Regions from separate parts of the Mus musculus genome. Here all the other regions are linked to region 1. The links are chromatin loops, found by intact Hi-C in ENCODE. Cell type or tissue: left cerebral cortex. All regions are shown on one strand. Region 1 overlaps Map4 (microtubule-associated protein 4). Region 2 overlaps Cdc25a (cell division cycle 25A). Region 3 holds the start of Map4 (microtubule-associated protein 4).

The links. A loop is a pair of places that touch in the nucleus more often than their neighbours do. Peaks named below come from ENCODE experiments on the same cell type or tissue, not always from the same donor. Only the 100,000 strongest peaks of a DNase experiment are listed, where the experiment ranks them.
Region 2: it touches region 1 in a loop (5-fold over the local background); 33 of 42 quality-filtered maps call a loop at or near these places.
Region 3: it touches region 1 in a loop (2.5-fold over the local background); 4 of 42 quality-filtered maps call a loop at or near these places.

Annotation. Positions count from the first base shown.
Region 1 is chr9:110,070,986-110,073,485 of GRCm38, forward strand. It overlaps Map4 (microtubule-associated protein 4), which reads left to right. Exons shown (of 19, transcript NM_001205330.1): 14 at 41-154; 15 at 1,628-1,720. Among named protein-coding and RNA genes, the nearest start is that of Dhx30, 45 kb to the right of the region's middle. In left cerebral cortex, a CTCF peak has its summit at 1,083 (motif pointing left); DNase peaks (open chromatin) are centred at 118 and 1,073; H3K27ac peaks cover 379 bases.
Region 2 is chr9:109,893,503-109,896,002 of GRCm38, forward strand. Cdc25a (cell division cycle 25A) reads left to right here. Exons shown (of 15, transcript NM_007658.3): 15 at 1-388. Among named protein-coding and RNA genes, the nearest start is that of Mir7089, 5.1 kb to the left of the region's middle. In left cerebral cortex, a CTCF peak has its summit at 1,426 (motif pointing right); DNase peaks (open chromatin) are centred at 1,442 and 2,257; H3K27ac peaks cover 225 bases.
Region 3 is chr9:109,930,557-109,933,056 of GRCm38, forward strand. Map4 (microtubule-associated protein 4) reads left to right here and starts at 1,218. Exons shown (of 19, transcript NM_001205330.1): 1 at 1,218-1,384. In left cerebral cortex, CTCF peaks have their summits at 1,328 (motif pointing left), 2,243 and 2,451; DNase peaks (open chromatin) are centred at 348, 1,092 and 1,945; H3K4me3 peaks cover 2,019 bases; H3K27ac peaks cover 2,009 bases.

The DNA.
Region 1 (2,500 bases):
AACTTGCCCCTCCCCCTCAACCCCGTTTATCTCCATCCAGGCCAAAGTAGAGAAAAAAACAGAGGCAGCTACCACAGCTGGGAAGCCTGAACCTAATGCAGTCACTAAAGCAGCCGGCTCCATTGCGAGTGCACAGAAACCGCCTGCTGGGAAAGTGAGTTTTATTTAGGTTTCCCTCTCTGAGGTGAAGTGGGAACATCATTCTCCTAGCCTGAGTCATTTTCCCTTCTATTCCACTTTGTTCCTGTTCTTAACTAGTTCCTACTTTTTCCTGTGTTCCTTCCTCTAGTTAATGACTCAGCTGTCAGACAGTTTTTATATCAACCAGTGAAAGCCAACCAAGTTGTGAGCTCTTACCCCACTGTAGTCAGTCAGATGAAGGGAACGTGAAACTGTTAGACACTTCCTTAACATTTCAAACTCATCTAGTATGCATACAATACATCATACCCAGGTTCTTCTTCAGAAGTCAGGGCCTTGTCTCCTGACCGTAAAGTTGCTGCTAGGTATGGAGACAGATGCGCCTGTCTGGCTAAAATCAATCCACTGTTAATGTCATGAAAAAGTCAAGAACTTAAAGGAGCATGGTAAGGTACTCGGGTTCCTCAGCGTGAGTTCCAGGTTCTCTTGGTAGCCCAGCACATTTCCTTTGCAAAGAGCCTCTCGTTCTGAGGAAAAGGAGGGAAGGAAGGACCTTTCTTCTTGAAAGCTATAAGCTATGTTACTCTTTCCAGGGCTAGGGTGTTGCAGTACAGCCAGGTTGTGCTCTTCTGAATTGTACATCACTGTCTCACCATTTTGGTTGGTCTCTTTGTTCACCAACACATTATTATATATCTAAAGGATTCAGAGAGGCGTAAAACCAGATATGCTTGCTGTAATCCTAGTAGAGCTAACAGTGAGACAGAAGGATCAGGAATTTGAGGCCTGTGTGGAGTATACAGCAGGTCCCAGGTGAGCCTTATCTACATTGTGAGACCCTACTTCAAACACAAAAATGAAGCCTGGCCTCCTCCATCAGAGTTTCTGAAACAGATGGGTGAGTGCTGCTGAGTCTGTTGCCTGTGCGCCCCCTGGTGTCAGGTTCAGGATCATGGGACCATTTGCCTTTTTAGATGAACAATGTGTCTTCCTTCCTGTTGTTATCAGATCTGTGCTGTTAACCAGCTGCCCAACAATTCTTAGAGCAGCCTTTGTTTCTGGGAATGAGTCAGGTTGCAACTGTCCCAGGCCCCAACTGGGAACTGGTTCAGAGCATCAGTATCCTTGCTGAGAAAAGCTAGAGTCCAGCTTTCAGAGAAAAGGGGCTCATCAAGAAGGTAGGGCCATATTTGGGTGGACAGTGGGGGCCTGTTGCTGTATGAGTCTTAGAAACTACAGCGCAGCCCCCAGAGCAATGAGGCAGCCACATAGCTCTGTCCAGCCTGCTTCTGTCTTGTGTTGTTCCCTTTCTTGCTTTCACATGCCTTTCCCTGTGTTTTTAACCCCTGTTGTAATAAGTGGGGACAGAAGTTGGAGTGACTCTTGTTGACCATTGTGATCACATGTGGTGCTCGGTGTCGGTTCTAACTAGCCCTCTCCGTTTGTGTTTTTTCCCCCCTTCTCTTTCTATTCTCTAACACTCCAGGTCCAGATAGTATCCAAAAAAGTGAGCTACAGCCATATTCAATCCAAGTGTGGTTCCAAGGACAATATTAAGCATGTCCCTGGAGGTGGCAATGTAAGTATAAGCTCTGGCCAGTTGTCATATGAGGCATAGTCCCTGTGGGAAACCCATGGTGGAGGGGTGGAGGGTGGGAGGATGCGGGAAGATGACACAGAATCCCTTCCCTAATGTGAACGGATCATAGTGGCCTGAGTTGGTCCCTGACCAGTAAGCAATCTGCCAGCTGAAGGGAGTGATGCCTATAGTTATTTTCCAGGGAAAACAGCTCGTGATAGTCAGGTGTTTCATCTTATCCCTGTGTGAGAGGCTTTGTGCTTTCCTAACTTAGTCAGAGACCTGCTTTGAGGCCTGGAAGCCCCCAGTTCTGGGAAAGCACAGGCTTGACTGTGCCTGGGCAGCCCCTGGGCGAATCCCAGTCCTGAGACGGGTGCCCATATCCTCTGAGGCTGTGCTTGGGGCCTTGTCATTGTAGGATTGTATTAACCAGCATTGCTCCCACCCACTCCTGCTTCTGTTGCTTCCTTTGTGTTTGCTTCTCCTTCTGCTCCCCTTTCTCTGTCTCCTCCTTTTAGTCCCTTTTCTCTGTTCCATCTAAACATCCTCCTGTTGTCACGCTGCTGTTCTGGGTTAGCTCTTTGCATATATTGGAGGTGCCTGGGGATCAGAGCTCACAAGGAGACTCTGGTCTAGGAAAACAGTGCATTCAGTGGCTGTTTCCCTCTCGTTCCTGATGGTGCCCAGGCAGAGCTGTACAATGGACGCATTCCTGGGCCACCCACAAATGGTCTCCCATTTTCTTCCTTGTGCTTGGCTCCTCCTTGCTGTCCTCAGCTG
Region 2 (2,500 bases), 180 kb before region 1:
TTGATATCCTTGGACACCAGCCTCTCTGCTATCTTTGCTCCATTGGGGTCTAGCCAGGTTTTTCTTAGGAAGAGTCTCCCCTCTTCCCTCTGCTTTCTATTCTGGGGGCGGGGAGGGAATCAGTGATATTGAAGATGGCTAGTTGCTTTGTTATGGGTTTGAGTTGCATTTGGCTATTAAACAAATCTTGTTTGAAAATATGTGGAGAGCAAGGGAATGAGCAGCCCCTTCCCTGGCGTGTTGAAGTATGTCCCAGTTGGTCCCTGGTCTGGTTTGTAGAGATTCTGTTAGCTGAATGCTTTCCAGGAGAATGGCTTGCAGATTGTACCAGCATAGCTAGCATTGTTAACCAACAGTTGCAGGCTCTGCAAATAAAAGTGATCTTGAACCCTTGTTCTCTGCCTAGTTCCTAATATACTCAACTGGGAGTCTCATTTGCCTTTAGGGTCCCAGGGTCACATAGCTAAATTAAGCCAGCCATATTTCTTCAAGAGGATATTAATAAAAAAAATTCAGTTTGCCTTTAGGAATAGCCGAAACAATCCCCCAAAAACAGGCGGTTGACAGGATGAAATGGCCTTCTAGGTCAGTCAGAGTCGCATGATGGGACCTATTAAAATAGTTTTCTCAGTACTCCATGTGGTCTTACAGCCTAGTCCTTGGGTTGCTAAAGGCCTGAGGATTGGCATTCAAGGCCATCCCCCACATGATAGAGAAACAACTCATGAATTATCCTCTGGCTCCCACATATAGTCTGTGGTGTGTGTGTTCATACCAAGTAAGTTTTTTAAATGTAAATTTCTTAGTACTTGGGCCAAGGTGGGAGGATATCAGATTCAGGACCGCCCTGATCTCAAAGAGATTCCAAGGCCTGGGGTGGACCTCGGTGGTAGAGGGCTGTCCAGCATCAGTTACACATGCCAGTCCCTGGGAAACAGGAGGAGAGAAACTAAAGGTGGTCTTTATCCTGACAACTGTTTTGCTTGGTATTTCAAAGGAAATATTGGGGGGAAAGTGAGGGAGGGCTATAGATAGCCAGGGTGGGTGTGAACAGTGGACTAGCCAGGTAGCCTAGATGGCTGGGGTGCCTGCTGTAGGGAAATAGCCAGGCTCTAAACATTAACTCATCCCAAGCAAACCCGAAGAGCCAGACAAGGTGAATAACTGAGGCAGAAACTGACAGCAGACGGGCCAGGACTGGTGAACTGGGATCCTGTGAGAAAACCTTAAGACCTTGGGCAAACAGAGACTCCTAGAGGTGCAGAGCCCCTGGCTGAACTAGGGCTCCCAGAACAGCACAAACAGTCCCTCCGGTGACCCTGGGAAGCCAGCCCAGCTCTCCAGTCAGCCTCTGCGAGGACTCCCCTTTGTCTTCTCAGATTTCAGTCAGCACTTTGACTGCTGCCATAGCTACACTGTGGCCACAAGATGGTGGTGGTGTACCCAGTTTAGTTCCCTCACAGAGGGCTTGCAACTCCTCCCAGGAAGGCAGCTGAGAGGTGACGCCTGGGCCTTCCTTCCTTGTAGCTCAGGTTAACTTAGTTGTTAGACCCCAGCCCCTTATGGTGTATTCGAATGACACAGTGAAGGGATCCACTTCAGTTTGCTCTTGTTAGATCACTTATTATTTCTAGTCTGTGTGAAGATGTCAGATTCCCTGGAGCTGGAGTCAGACAGTGGTGGCAGAGGTGCAACTGTTGGGAATTGAATCTAGGTTCTCTGTAAGAGCAGCCAGCGTACTCCTAACCACAGAGCTATCCAGTCCCACTTCAGCCTTTTTGATGTCTAACTCCACAAACTACCTGGGAGGCTGAAACTGACAGAATTTGGAATTTGGGGCAAGAATTTGAAATATATAGATGCTGCTCTCCTTCTTTAAAGCTTTTTCTTTTTCTTTTTTTTTTTCCAAGACAGGGTTTCTCTGTGTATCCCTGGCTGTCCTAGAACTCACTCTGTAGACCAGGCTGGCCTCGAACTCAGAAATCCGCCTGCCTCTGCCTCCCAAGTGCTGGGATTAAAGGCGTGCACCACCACGCCCGGCTTTTCTTTTTGTTAGAAGTAAATAAATTCTTAAAAAGAGAATCACTAGTCCAGATAAGTTGGAGACACCCACATTAAACAGCTTACTTGAGGTTTGGTTTGTTTCCCAGGCCTTTTGCATAGCCACTGTTTGTAGGTTTGGTGCTGATGCCGACTGCCCACGTTTTATGAATGGGAACACCCATGCTCCATTAGTTCCTGAGTTCCTCTTGTTACTCATTAACAAATGGTGGAAGTGGGAGTAGGCCTTTGCTCTCCGGTTCCAAGTCCTCGGCTCTTTCCCAACTTTCTCTTGCTTTCAACTCGTCTTCCAAAGAACTCAGCTAGTGAGCTTGTTTCTTGCCTGACCAGTACAGTATGAAAAGGAAATGTTTAGGGAATCACCAAAGGATGGCATTGCAGCTAGTCACTGGGACAGAGCTCTGTGTCAGAGTGACTCAGATCGAGCCTGAGGACTTCT
Region 3 (2,500 bases), 140 kb before region 1:
TCTTGTTGACACTGTGGTGTTACTAAACTTGCCTGTTAACATAATGAGAATGAGGAGTGCTGGAGAGAAAATTAAACTATTAAAGATAAGGCTCATAACTAAAACTACAAAGGGCACTGAGGATATATTAACCATGTAGGGCTCTTGTGATGATTAAGATATGTGGATCATGGAATAAGCATAAAGGAGTTGGGTATCACTATTTCTTCTGGACCAGTACTATGCACAGGCAATATAATGTGACCGTAGTGACACTCTAGAGGAGGGGGGCGGGGAGAGGAGAGTAGGAGGAGGTAATTTTAGCTGTGTATGGCGGCTCAAATTTGTAATCTCAACACTCAGGAGGCTGAGGCTGAGGGATTGCCATCACTCTGAGGGAGGTGGGTGATGCAAAGTGAATTTCAGGCCAGCCTGCGCTATGGTGGGAGGCACTGTGCAAAAAACCCAAAACAGAACAAAGGTGATCTTTAAGTTTTCAAGTAACTACGTTGAAAAAAGAAAAAAACTAAAAGAAACATGAAATTATTTAAGTTACTAAATACACTCCCAATTATATAATCAGTTTTTTCTTGTTTGTTTGTTTGTTTTTCGAGACAGGGTTTCTCTGTAGAGCCCTGGCTGTCCTGGACCTTACTTTGTAGACCAGGCTGGCCTCGAACTCAGAAATCCGCCTGCCTCTGCCTCCCGAGTGCTGGGATTAAAGGCGTGCGCCACCACGCCCGGCCCCATATAATCAGTTTTGCATTCAACAATGTTCCTTCTCAACTTGGTCCAGCCACGTTTCAGGCAGCTACTATGAGCTGCGCCCTCAGCTCCCAGTCAGTTCCTCGCGGTTAGCAGTGAACCCAAGGCCCCGCCCCCGCCCCTCCCAGATTACATCATAGAGCCCACCAGTCAGGGCCGGCGGGGCCCACTCAGGCCCACCCGTACGCAGGCGCGTGCGCCTGACACTAGCATCCTTTCTGCTGGAAAAGGAAGCGGCGGCCCTCTCAGAACGGCGGAGGCGGCCTGAGCCTCGCCATTCGCTGAGGCATCCGCGGGCGGGAGGCCGCAGTCTAGACCCCCGACGCGCGCCGCGCCAACGGTCCGCCACTCGTGCTGCTTCCACGGAGAGGGCGAGGAGTAGGGGCCGGCGTGGATTGGTTCGCGGCGCCTCGGCCCGCCCTTCGGTGGCGCCCATTGGCTGGGGCGGCACCCGCTGACGGCGAGCACGCTCCGCCTTCGTGCCGGCCTTCAAGAGGGCGACGAGGAAGCGGCCACCTCCCTGTGCCCCGCCCCTCCGGCTAGGTCTGTGGCTTCTGCGGCTCCTCCCGGCTGCTCCCGGCTCCTCTCTGCCCTCTCCCGGCTTCCTGCGGCTCCGGCTTGGGCTCGGCGGCGGCGGCGGGTAGGTGCGGCTGTGATTGAGATCGGAGGGTCGGCCTCCTCACTAACCTCCACGACTCCCGCCCAGGTTCTCGCGGTGGCCGCCGGGGACCCCGCAGGTCCCTCCCGAGGCGGGGAAGGGCGGTGGCTGTCCGCCTACGGGACGCCGGGGTGGTTGAGAGAGGGGGCCTGGTGGGGGGCCTGCGGGCGTGACCTTCGGAGTTTCTGAGACGCCTTCTGAGGGGACCGTAGGGGGCGAGGCGGGCGGAGAGATTTTGTATCAGGGCTTCGGAGGTTGTGGAGCCGAGGGGCTTGCCTCAGGCTGGGCATGTGCTGAGCCGGGACACTGAGGGTCGACTGCAGCCTGGGCCCTTGGGTGGGGTTCGGGATGCAGAAGGACGCCGGGGTCGTTTCTCCAGGCTTCAGGAGGGGCGTCCGTGTATGTGGGGACTGAGGCGAGCTCTGCGTGTCCCTTCTGGGGGTTATGGGTGGGGCCGAGGGGTGGTCTGGAGAATCCAACTCGAGCCCTTGTGTGCGTGGGTCCCGCACACTTTGGGGACTGACGCGCATCTAGTGTCTGGCTTCGGGAATGCAAAAGGGGTCACGTTAAGGGTGCGGAGTCCGGAAACAGGGACCAGGGCTAGCAGCGGCTGTCGGAAACGTTACTCGGAGCAGAGATTGTGGTTTATTTTAGCACCCGGGACGAGCTCTTTTGGACTGTTACTGTCGGAACTCAACTTTACTTGAGATTGCCTCCTGGGCGTTTTGGGGAGGGTTTGCTTATCTCTTGGATTGTGTAGATTAAATGCATTTGGTCTTTAGGGGAAGAGGCTGATTTCCCCACAGGTTTGTGTTTTAGGAATCCAGAACTCGCCCCCTCCTGGAGCGGAGTTGTAGCCTGTACTTCTCAGGCAAGATTAGTGTTACCCAGCCTTTTGCTGGAATCCCCCTTTCTCCTTGCCCTCCGCTGGTCCAGTTACAGAATTTCTCCCCAGGGCCTCTGCAGTGTTTCTTGCTCCCTGCGAGTGTCTCCCGCCCGTTTTCCTACTGCTGCGCTTTTGGCAACTGCCTCTGCTCTTTCCCAGGGATGGTTGTGGCATTGCATCAGGGGATATTTGTGCTTGTAATTTGCTCACTC